Linked DNA regions of Homo sapiens: region 2 is linked to region 1. A link is a contact called in ENCODE Hi-C or POLR2A ChIA-PET data. All regions are on one chromosome and are shown on one strand. The core of a region is the stretch at or near the end of the contact, and the rest is flanking DNA. Distances in the headings are between cores, read along the strand shown. Region 1 holds the start of PDCD6IP-DT (PDCD6IP divergent transcript). Region 2 holds the start of WDR48 (WD repeat domain 48).

Region 1 (4,461 bases), core at 8-2,507:
AATTGTGATTCTCCTGTGAAACAAGTAGAATATACTATACGGAGAAAACGAGATTAACAAGGTATGCAAAAGAAATGTTTAACTATAAAATCGTAAAAAATGTTCTTATAACTATTAAGTATCATGAAAGGAACCCTCATTAAATCAGCATGAGCTAAATAAGCGTTTGCTAAAATAACAAATTTACTCTACTGTGTATATATCTGTTTGTGAACAAACTGCTTTTAAACAACCTACCTTGAACGGTTCAACTATGTAACTAGAGTTTTATTTCAAATAGTTGTAGCTCCTAACTTTCAGAATTCTCCATCTATCATTTGATTATTTTGAACTGAGGAAGACGGTCCATTTCATGTGGACAATGTGATGAGCTGATCAGACATTTGGTCCAGTGTCCCAATTCCCCCACTTCCCCCACTGCCTTCAAGCAACTACTATTATGAAATCAAAATGTGGCCCAAGAAAGACAGTGATGGAAAAATGGGGCGAAAGGGGAAGCTTCAGTTAGAGACCCAAAAAAGTGAAGACTAGTTCTAAGTAAATGTGGCAAAAGAGATCAGTACAGGGCAGACTGCTGCTCCCAGGTATCTGATCCACGGAGCCCTCGCCGACCAAGGGCTAGAGCAGACGTGCAGGCAGGACAAGCGGGCAGTCACAGCGGGCCTGCAGGGCGGGTCCTGCTCACCAGCAAAGAATGCAGACCACACCTACGCGCCTGGTCAGGCCGGGACGGGGCGGCTCCGCCCAGGTTACAGGATTGAAGGAAGGGGGGAGACGGGAAGAGGAGCGGCGAGCGACGGCTGGCAGACAACCTACCCACTCCCAGCCCCGCGCCCACCTCAGGAGCGTCTCGAGCGCGCCCTCGTGCTTGTCCAGCGGACGACCGACTGCGGCGCGGCGCAGCTTGCTGAGCTCCTCCGCCGCGCGGCAGTACTGGGCCTGCTCTTCCCCGCCGCTTGGGTAAGTCTGCTGGATGAACTTCACCAGCGGCTTGGCCAGGTCCACCTCTGAGGTCTTTTTCAGCTGCACCGAGATGAATGTCGCCATGATCAGCGCCTCCGCCGCCGTTCGGGCCAAACAGACCGCGGACAGCTTACGAGGGCCGAGGAGAGAGAGGTACTGGGCTGGCGGACTGGCGGACTGACTGGCTGACAGACTTGCGCTCCGCCTGCGTTCCGGGTCCGGCAACTTCCGGGAGCTCCAGCGCAGGCGCACTGGATGCGGGGTCCTTAAGCTGTCCGCGGTCACGTGAAGGTGTCGCGGCGGCTACGCCCACCTGGACCCAGTTTACCCTGTACTGTGCTGCAAAATATTACTTTCTCCCCATCTGGAATTCTTCCCTTCCTCCTTCCTGCCGCAGTGGTGTACTGAGCACTTTCACGTAAGAGTATTCCTCCACTCGAACAACCCCCCGGAGAAGTACTGGTGTCACTGCCACCTGCGAGAGTTTGCGGCTACCTCCCCAAGAGGCAGTCCCAGGGTTATTGTGACCTATGATGTTTATTCAACTACTGTTGACGGGCTGCTGTGCACAGGGAACCTAGTAGGCAAGACCCCTGCCATCGTGCAGCTTACTGTCAGGTTGACACAGACCTTAAGGTAAACGGAAAAAGTATCAGGAAAAAAACAGGGTGCTTGGGACTTAGGAGATGTTAAGATCGCTTGGAGGACCCTAATTTAAATAAGATAAAGTAGGTTTTCTCCGAGTAGGTTAACTGAAAATGAACCTGTGTCTCTGGTTGCTGTTTTGTAGAAAGAACAAAATTTTAAATAAATTAAAAACGACACCTGTAATTTGAGAAGATGCTTGATATCAGAAGAGGAGAAGAGTGGAGAGGGGTGGAGTGGCAAAGGAGAGCCTCCAAACCAAAAGCCTGCGGCAGAGGCCCTAGGAGGCAAGCACTTAACCATGTTTCAGGACTAGAAACGAAACATGTGACAAGACCTTTAAAAACAAATAGAATGGGATGGAATAAAGTTGGATGAGTAAGCAGGCATCAAATCATTCAGAAACTTGTTGTCCAAGTTGAAGAATTTGTTTAGTATTGTATAATAAATGCAGAGGAAGCTATATACACTTATAATTTACATTTTTTAAAGGCCACGTTGTAGCTCAATCGGATAGTTTGTCTTTTGATGGGATGTAGTATACAGTATCATCATGGTATATTCCAGGCAAAAATATTTAACTTGAATCTGTCAAGCCTTTGCATCTAACACAGTTTATAAAAAATACAACAGATAGATGAACAAACTAAATGATGCCAGAGGAAGTAACTAGACAGATCCAGAAGGTGAAACATTCTGCAGGATAACTGGCCCATCTCTTCAACAATTTGTCATGATAAAAGCAACTGCTTTATGAAAAGAAATTTAAGGGACATAACAGTTTGAATTGGATCCTGGTTTGAACAGACTGTCTATAAAATGCATTTTCAGGACCATTAAAGAAATATGAATGTAGATGGACTGAGTATTGGATAAAATAGAACTGTATTGCCATGGAAAAGATCATTAACTGAAAAGAGCAAGTCACGAAATAGTATGTTACAGCATCTCATTTTGGTTTAAAAATGCACATATATGTATTTATGTACAACTAAAAAAATAGTGGGCTTATACCCTAAGGTGTTAGTATTGGTAATCTTTGGAAGTGGAAATGTGTATTTTTTTCTTTGTGTTTGCCTATCTTTTTCATTGTAACTTTTGCAGCACATAGACTACTTTCATTATAGTAAAAGTTTATTTTACCACAATTTTTTTTTTTTTAGAAAGAGTCTCACTCTGTCACCCAGGCTGGAGTGCAGTGGCACAATCTCAGCCCACTGCAACCTCCACCTCCCAGGTTCAAGCTATTCTCCTGCCTCAGCCTTCTGAGTAGCTGGGACTACAGGTGCACACCACATGCCTGGCTAATTTTTGTATTTTTAATAGAGACTGGATTTCGCGATGTTGGCCCGGCTGGTCTCGAACTCCTGGCCTCAAGTGATCCACCCGCTTTAGCCTCCCAAAGTGCTGGGATTACAGGCGTGAGCCACTGCACCCGGCCTATTTTACCACAATTTATAAAAATTTTTGTTTATTTTAATTAAGCTATTCTATGTTAAAATAAGTAGCCACCCTTGGCTGATGCATAAAGAAAAAATTAGAGGAAGGAAAGAATGGAGGCAAGGAGGCAAATCATGAGACCATTTCAGAAATCAAGACGAAATCAGGAAAGCTAACATTAGCAAGAGTGAACCAAACTGATAATATCTTTGAGTTTAAAACTGAAGAATTTACCAATGAACTGCATAGGAAAGTAAAGAAAAGAGAGTGGTCAAGATAGGTCCTGGTTTTGGGGCCTGAACATCTGAGTGGTTAGTAGAATCATTACCAGTTGATAACCCATGGAAGAGGGTGGGGGATGGGTGGTGTCTTGTAGGTTGGTTGACAGGACTGACCCATTGGGAAGATAACGAAGAAGCAAAGTATATGAAAAGAGGAGAAAGGGTAACCAGAGGAGGGAGGATACAAAGGGAGTGATTAGCCATCAGAAAGATGAGGGACATGACATTTGTTGAGGCAGATGGCGGAGAAAAGAAAGTTAACATAGATGTGGTTAGTTTTGTGGCATTGACCAAAGGAAGATTAAGGTGATACTATCTGATGGCTTGGAATGAAAACCAAACTCCCTGCCACAACATGATGATCTTTCTCTGCAACTTCATATTTTGCCTCTTGTTCCTCATTTGTTACCACTGAGTCACAATGGTCTTTTTAGTTTCTCAAACACACCAAGATCTTTCTTGCCTCATGTGACCTAGAATGTTTTCTCCCTTTCTTCATATCTCAGTTGAAAGGTCTCCTCTCCTCATCATCATACTATCTAAAGTAGATTCCCTCCCTTGTTAACCTCTAGCGCAGCCATTAGTTCCTTCATAACACTTACCCTAACTTGCAAGTATTTTGTTTGTTGATATAATTTTTATCTGACTTCCCCACTAAAATGTAAGCTCCATGAGGGCAAAAATTGTGTGTTTTGTATACTGATGCATCTCTAGCACTTGGTATAGCAGGCATTCAATAAATATCATTAAATAAGTTTCACCCTTGTAAAAAAAAAAAATATATATATATAAAATATATTCTCTACTTCCAAAATAACACACTTTCACCAACAACAAGCACTCCAGCTAATTAGGCAATAGGCCAATAAGCAAAGAATTATGGTATATTAGTCAAGATTGGCTAGCTTATGTTCTGACAATAAACAATTTCAAAATCTCAGTTTCAATTTTAAACTCAAAGATACTAATAAACATTTGTTCTTTGCTCACACAAAGTCTAATATGGAACAGGCTTAGAGTTGTCCTCCAACCAGTGTCTGAGCAATCCAGACCACTTTGATCTTGTAACTCTGCCATCCCAACATGAGATTCCACTTTCACTGCAGAAGAGGAAATCTGTAGCATCATGCAG
Region 2 (4,203 bases), core at 1,063-3,562, 5.3 Mb before region 1:
GCTCCCTCCCTCAGACACAGCGAAGAATTATCCAGATGAAATTTCAAGAATGTTCAGGTTGATAAACTCTGGTCTAGGATTAAAACATGACATTGCCCGCAGTAGCTTTCTTGGAAGCATGGAGGGCAACTCTAATTTATGTTTTTGTTTGTTGGGATTTTTACAATGAACACGCATTAGTTTAAAAAACACCTCATAGACAATGATGGTTCAGATGAAATCAATCCCTGTGGCTTCTCAGGCTGCTTCTATACCTTAGGGACAAATTCCGAAAGTTCCCTGAATCTTCTCTTCAGCAGGTTAATCTAAGACAGCTCTTTCAAAAGTTCTTCATAGGAAATAATTTCAAGTCAGTTCACCAATCTGATTGCTACCTATGAAGAACAAGGTCCTAAGTGCTGAACACCAAACTCTAATTTTGTACTTTGACCAGTGAAAAGTGGAATTATCTATCACCTGCCTCATTCTACGTGCACTGGCTCACATTCAGCCTATTGGAACACTGTTTTTCCAAACCTGCTGCAGTTAATTTACATTTTCTCCATCCCATACTAGTACAATTGCCTTGTAAGTCTTTTTAAAATATATATACTTTATTGCATGCATTTTGGGAGTGGGCAGGCCTGGGAAGGAAGCAAGCAGGGAACACACTGCAGTAATAGGAGTTTTAAGTCTTAATGCAATAAACTGAAAGGCCTGATTAACTACCCTTACTCTCCTAAGATGTACACCACCATAGAGTCTATAATACAATCGGGTTACTTTTTGAGTTATATTTCAGTCCCAAGGAGACATTCTCACTACCTGCCTTGGATGCTGGTGATACTTAAATCCTATCACTAATGCACTGAAAAACACCTAATAGGGTGAGTTTAGACTTATTAATTTCACTCATTTCAACAAACATCCAGTGAGTGCTTAAGACACTGTACTGATCAGTGAGATCAATAAAACCAAGATGTGAACTAATCAGAAGACTTTATGGCCTACCACCTTCTGCTGGGATTACCTTACTGAAGGACCCCTTCATCTAACTACCTTTATCTGACACTTGATTTCAACCCGCAGAACTCCATATAATGCTGTGTTTTATAAAGAAAGCCTAGGTGTTAATTATTTCTACACCCTTTCAATCCCTTTTCCCCTTTGGGGGCCACCCTAAGTGCTAGGTAAATGTTTAATGAATAAATGCACCAAACTGCCACTACCACATACAATATACCTGCAGGCAAACACCTGTAAGAGGGCTTTTATTCCCTGCATCACTGAAAATATTAAGTGGCAATAACTATTTTTTAATATTATTATTATACTTTAAGTTCTAGGATATATGTGCACAACGTGCAGGTTTGTTACATAGGTATACGTGTGCCATGCTGGTTTGCTGTACCCATCAACTCGTCATTTACATTAGGTATTTCTCCTAATGCTATCCCTCCCCTAGCGCCCCCAGCCCCCGACAGGCCCCGGTGTGTGATGTTCCCCGAAGTGGCAGTAACTCTTAAGCGTAACCGCAAACAAAAGTGAATTCACAAAGGCATAAGGCACAAGACACACACGGTAAGATTAGACAACTCTTTACCACATGGACAATAAATTACACAAACAATAAAGACAGATTCAGCGATGCACACTTAAGATGAAGAAATGGTGAAGAGGAACTTAAATACCAAAACAATTAAAATTATAATTTCCCCACGCACATTCTTATGTCACTTAAACCTACCCAGGGGACAGCTCCCACATAAGAGAGGGCTGGGGGCTCCCAAGTGCGGAATCCTCAGCAGAAACCCCGCAGGGCCGTTGGCGCTCCGCCGCCTCGCCACGCCCCCGCACAAGCCGCTCACTCCTCCAACGCCCACCCCCCTGGGAAACCCCTGGAGGCCTCGGCTCCGACGCAGCGAGGGCAGAGCGCTTCGAAGAAAGACAGGGCAAGGGGGAGGCAAGTGGGCGGGGAACGAGCCTATCCCGACCCCGCAAGTCCACTCCTACAGAAGAGCGGCGACAAGCAATCCCGGGCTCAGAATGCCGCCCACGAGGGTCCCGGGCCTGGGCCCCAAGGGCCAAGCAAGCCGACCCCCGCCCCTTCCTCAAGCCGTTAGCGCCGCGGCCCCACCCCTCGTGGCCGGCCGCGCCCCGCCCCGTTCGCCCCATGCCGCTACCCCAGCTGGTCGTGGCGCCGGGCACCTTCTAGCTGGAGTGGGCCCGGAGCTGCCGGCCGCGTCCGGAAGACCGAGGAACCGGGCTTCCATACCTGCACTTTCCTCCGCCCTGCTGTGTTCTGCCGGTGATGGGCCGCCATCTTGCATGTTGACACTCCGACGTCACTTCCGGAGGTGGCTCAGAGCGGGAGGATGTCCTGCCCCTTTCCCTTTGGCCAAGGGTTAGTGGCGGGGCTGAAGGTAAACAGGCTGTTGTGTTTCCTCGGTGCTGTTAGTTGCTGTGTGGCCGGTAGCCATGTGATGAGGTAGATGCACCTAAAAACAAAACCACTGTGCAAGTATAATGCTGATGGGGAGAGAGCCACTTTTCAGGGCTGAGGGAGCAACACGAATTCACTTGTGTGGTCCTAGACCCTGGCTTGCGCTCTTTTCCGCGCCCTCCCCGAGAGGCCCAAGCAAAACGAAAGCACTGAAAGAATTAACAGTGCTAGACATGGCGCTGGACCATCTCCTGACCTTTCCTAGGCAGGCAGGAGAACCAAGTGAACCAAGTGATTTACTGTTAAGTACCTAAAAATGCGGAGAATTATGTCGTGGCCTCAAAGGGGGAGAGATAGAAGTCCTTGCAAAGGAGGTGGCCTCCATCTTCAGGGGGAGCAAAGAATCCGTTTAAATTAAAAGGATAAAAAGTGGGGCCATAAAAGAACGAGATCATGTCCTTTGTAGGGACATGATGGAGCTGGAGGCCCTTATCCTTAAGCAAACTAACAAAGGAACAGAAAACCAAATACCGCACGTTCTCACTTATAAGTGGGAGCTAAATGATGAGAACACATGGACACAAAAGAGGGGGACAACACACACTGGGGCCTTTCGGAGGGTGGAGGGTGGGAGGAGGGCGAGGATCAGGAAAAATAACTAATGGGTACTAGGCTTAATACCTGGGTGACAAAATAGCCTGTACAACAAACACCCGTGACACAAGTTTACCTATATAACAAACCTGCACTTGTACCCCTGAACTTAAAAGTTTAAAAAAAAAAAACAAGACAAAAAGATGTTATAGGAAGGCGAAAACGGTACACCAGCTAAAATTGTTCCCAGAGACAATTCTAGTTTAAATCATCTCTTATACTGGAACAGTTAGGTTTGACTTAAGGTGGTTTTCCTGACCACTAATTATAAGAGCTGAGGGTGATCAGACCCTCTCTAGTGAAAGTGAATCCTATAGAACTACACTGTGGGATATAGCATATGATGTATCTGCTAGTCATTTGTGGCTCTTGAGCACTTGAAATATAGCTAGTTCCAGTTGAGATATGTAATTGTAAACTACCCCCAAATTTCAAAGACTAGTTTGAAGAAAAGAATGTAAAATATCTCATTAATAATTTTTTGTATTGATTTCATGTTGAAATGATGTTTGGGGGTATATTAGGCTAAATAAAATTTATTAATTTTGTCATGGATATTAGAATATTTAAAATTACATATGTGGTCACAAATTTCTGTTGCATAGTGCTAGTATATAAGTAATGCTTAGAAAAGTTGTCTTGACAAATACTTCTTAAATTAATAAAGAAATGTGAATTAGATGAGTAAAAATTGTGATGGCAGAAAGCTTCTTAAGCAAAACTGGCAGTGATAACTTATAGGTAAATTACTGCATCATTACAGGCTTATTCATTCACTGATTCATGTATTCATTCATTTAACAAAATATTATTTAGCATATCATATATGCCAGGCACTATATTAGGTGTTGGGGAATCAGTGGTGAGTGCACATAGTCATAGAACTTAGAGTCCCAGGATGAGACAGGAATTAATACAGAGATAAGTACTATGAAGAAAGATGATTGTAAGACAGGAAGTATCTTGAGTCAAGAGTTAACTAGGCAAGGAGAGGGAACAGTCTGAGCAAAGGTCTTGTAGCAGGAGAGAGCATGGAACATTACAGGAACTGAGAGTCAAGGCTTAGAGTACAGAGAAGTGAAAGGAGTATGCAGAGGCCATACCCAGCAGGATCTTTTAGACCAATG

Evidence for each region. A loop is a pair of places that touch in the nucleus more often than their neighbours do. ChIA-PET counts read pairs that join two places held with the same protein, here RNA polymerase II (POLR2A). Pooled maps may share reads with other maps.
Region 2: a loop to region 1 is called in a map of naive thymus-derived CD4-positive, alpha-beta T cell, with 8 times the contacts of the local background. The contact joins the promoter of WDR48 here to the promoter of PDCD6IP-DT in region 1. A Hi-C loop is called at or near these places in 1 of 168 maps with a recorded cell type or tissue (naive thymus-derived CD4-positive, alpha-beta T cell) and 8 of 50 pooled maps. POLR2A ChIA-PET finds 5 or more read pairs at or near these places in 1 of 52 experiments (MCF 10A).

What each region holds. Positions count from the first base shown.
Region 1 is chr3:33,795,315-33,799,775 of GRCh38, reverse strand. It overlaps PDCD6IP-DT (PDCD6IP divergent transcript), which reads left to right and starts at 1,257. Exons shown (of 2, transcript NR_183731.1): 1 at 1,257-1,381; 2 at 1,754-4,461. It overlaps PDCD6IP (programmed cell death 6 interacting protein), which reads right to left and starts at 1,146. Exons shown (of 18, transcript NM_013374.6): 1 at 839-1,146. The coding sequence starts at 1,047. RefSeq lists enhancers at 450-983, 930-1,279.
Region 2 is chr3:39,050,125-39,054,327 of GRCh38, reverse strand. It overlaps WDR48 (WD repeat domain 48), which reads right to left and starts at 2,312. Exons shown (of 19, transcript NM_020839.4): 1 at 2,255-2,312. The coding sequence starts at 2,302. SCN11A (sodium voltage-gated channel alpha subunit 11) reads left to right here and starts at 2,384. Exons shown (of 30, transcript NM_001349253.2): 1 at 2,384-2,467. RefSeq lists a silencer at 2,109-2,208 and enhancers at 2,249-2,438, 2,459-2,508, 2,519-2,608, 2,279-3,151.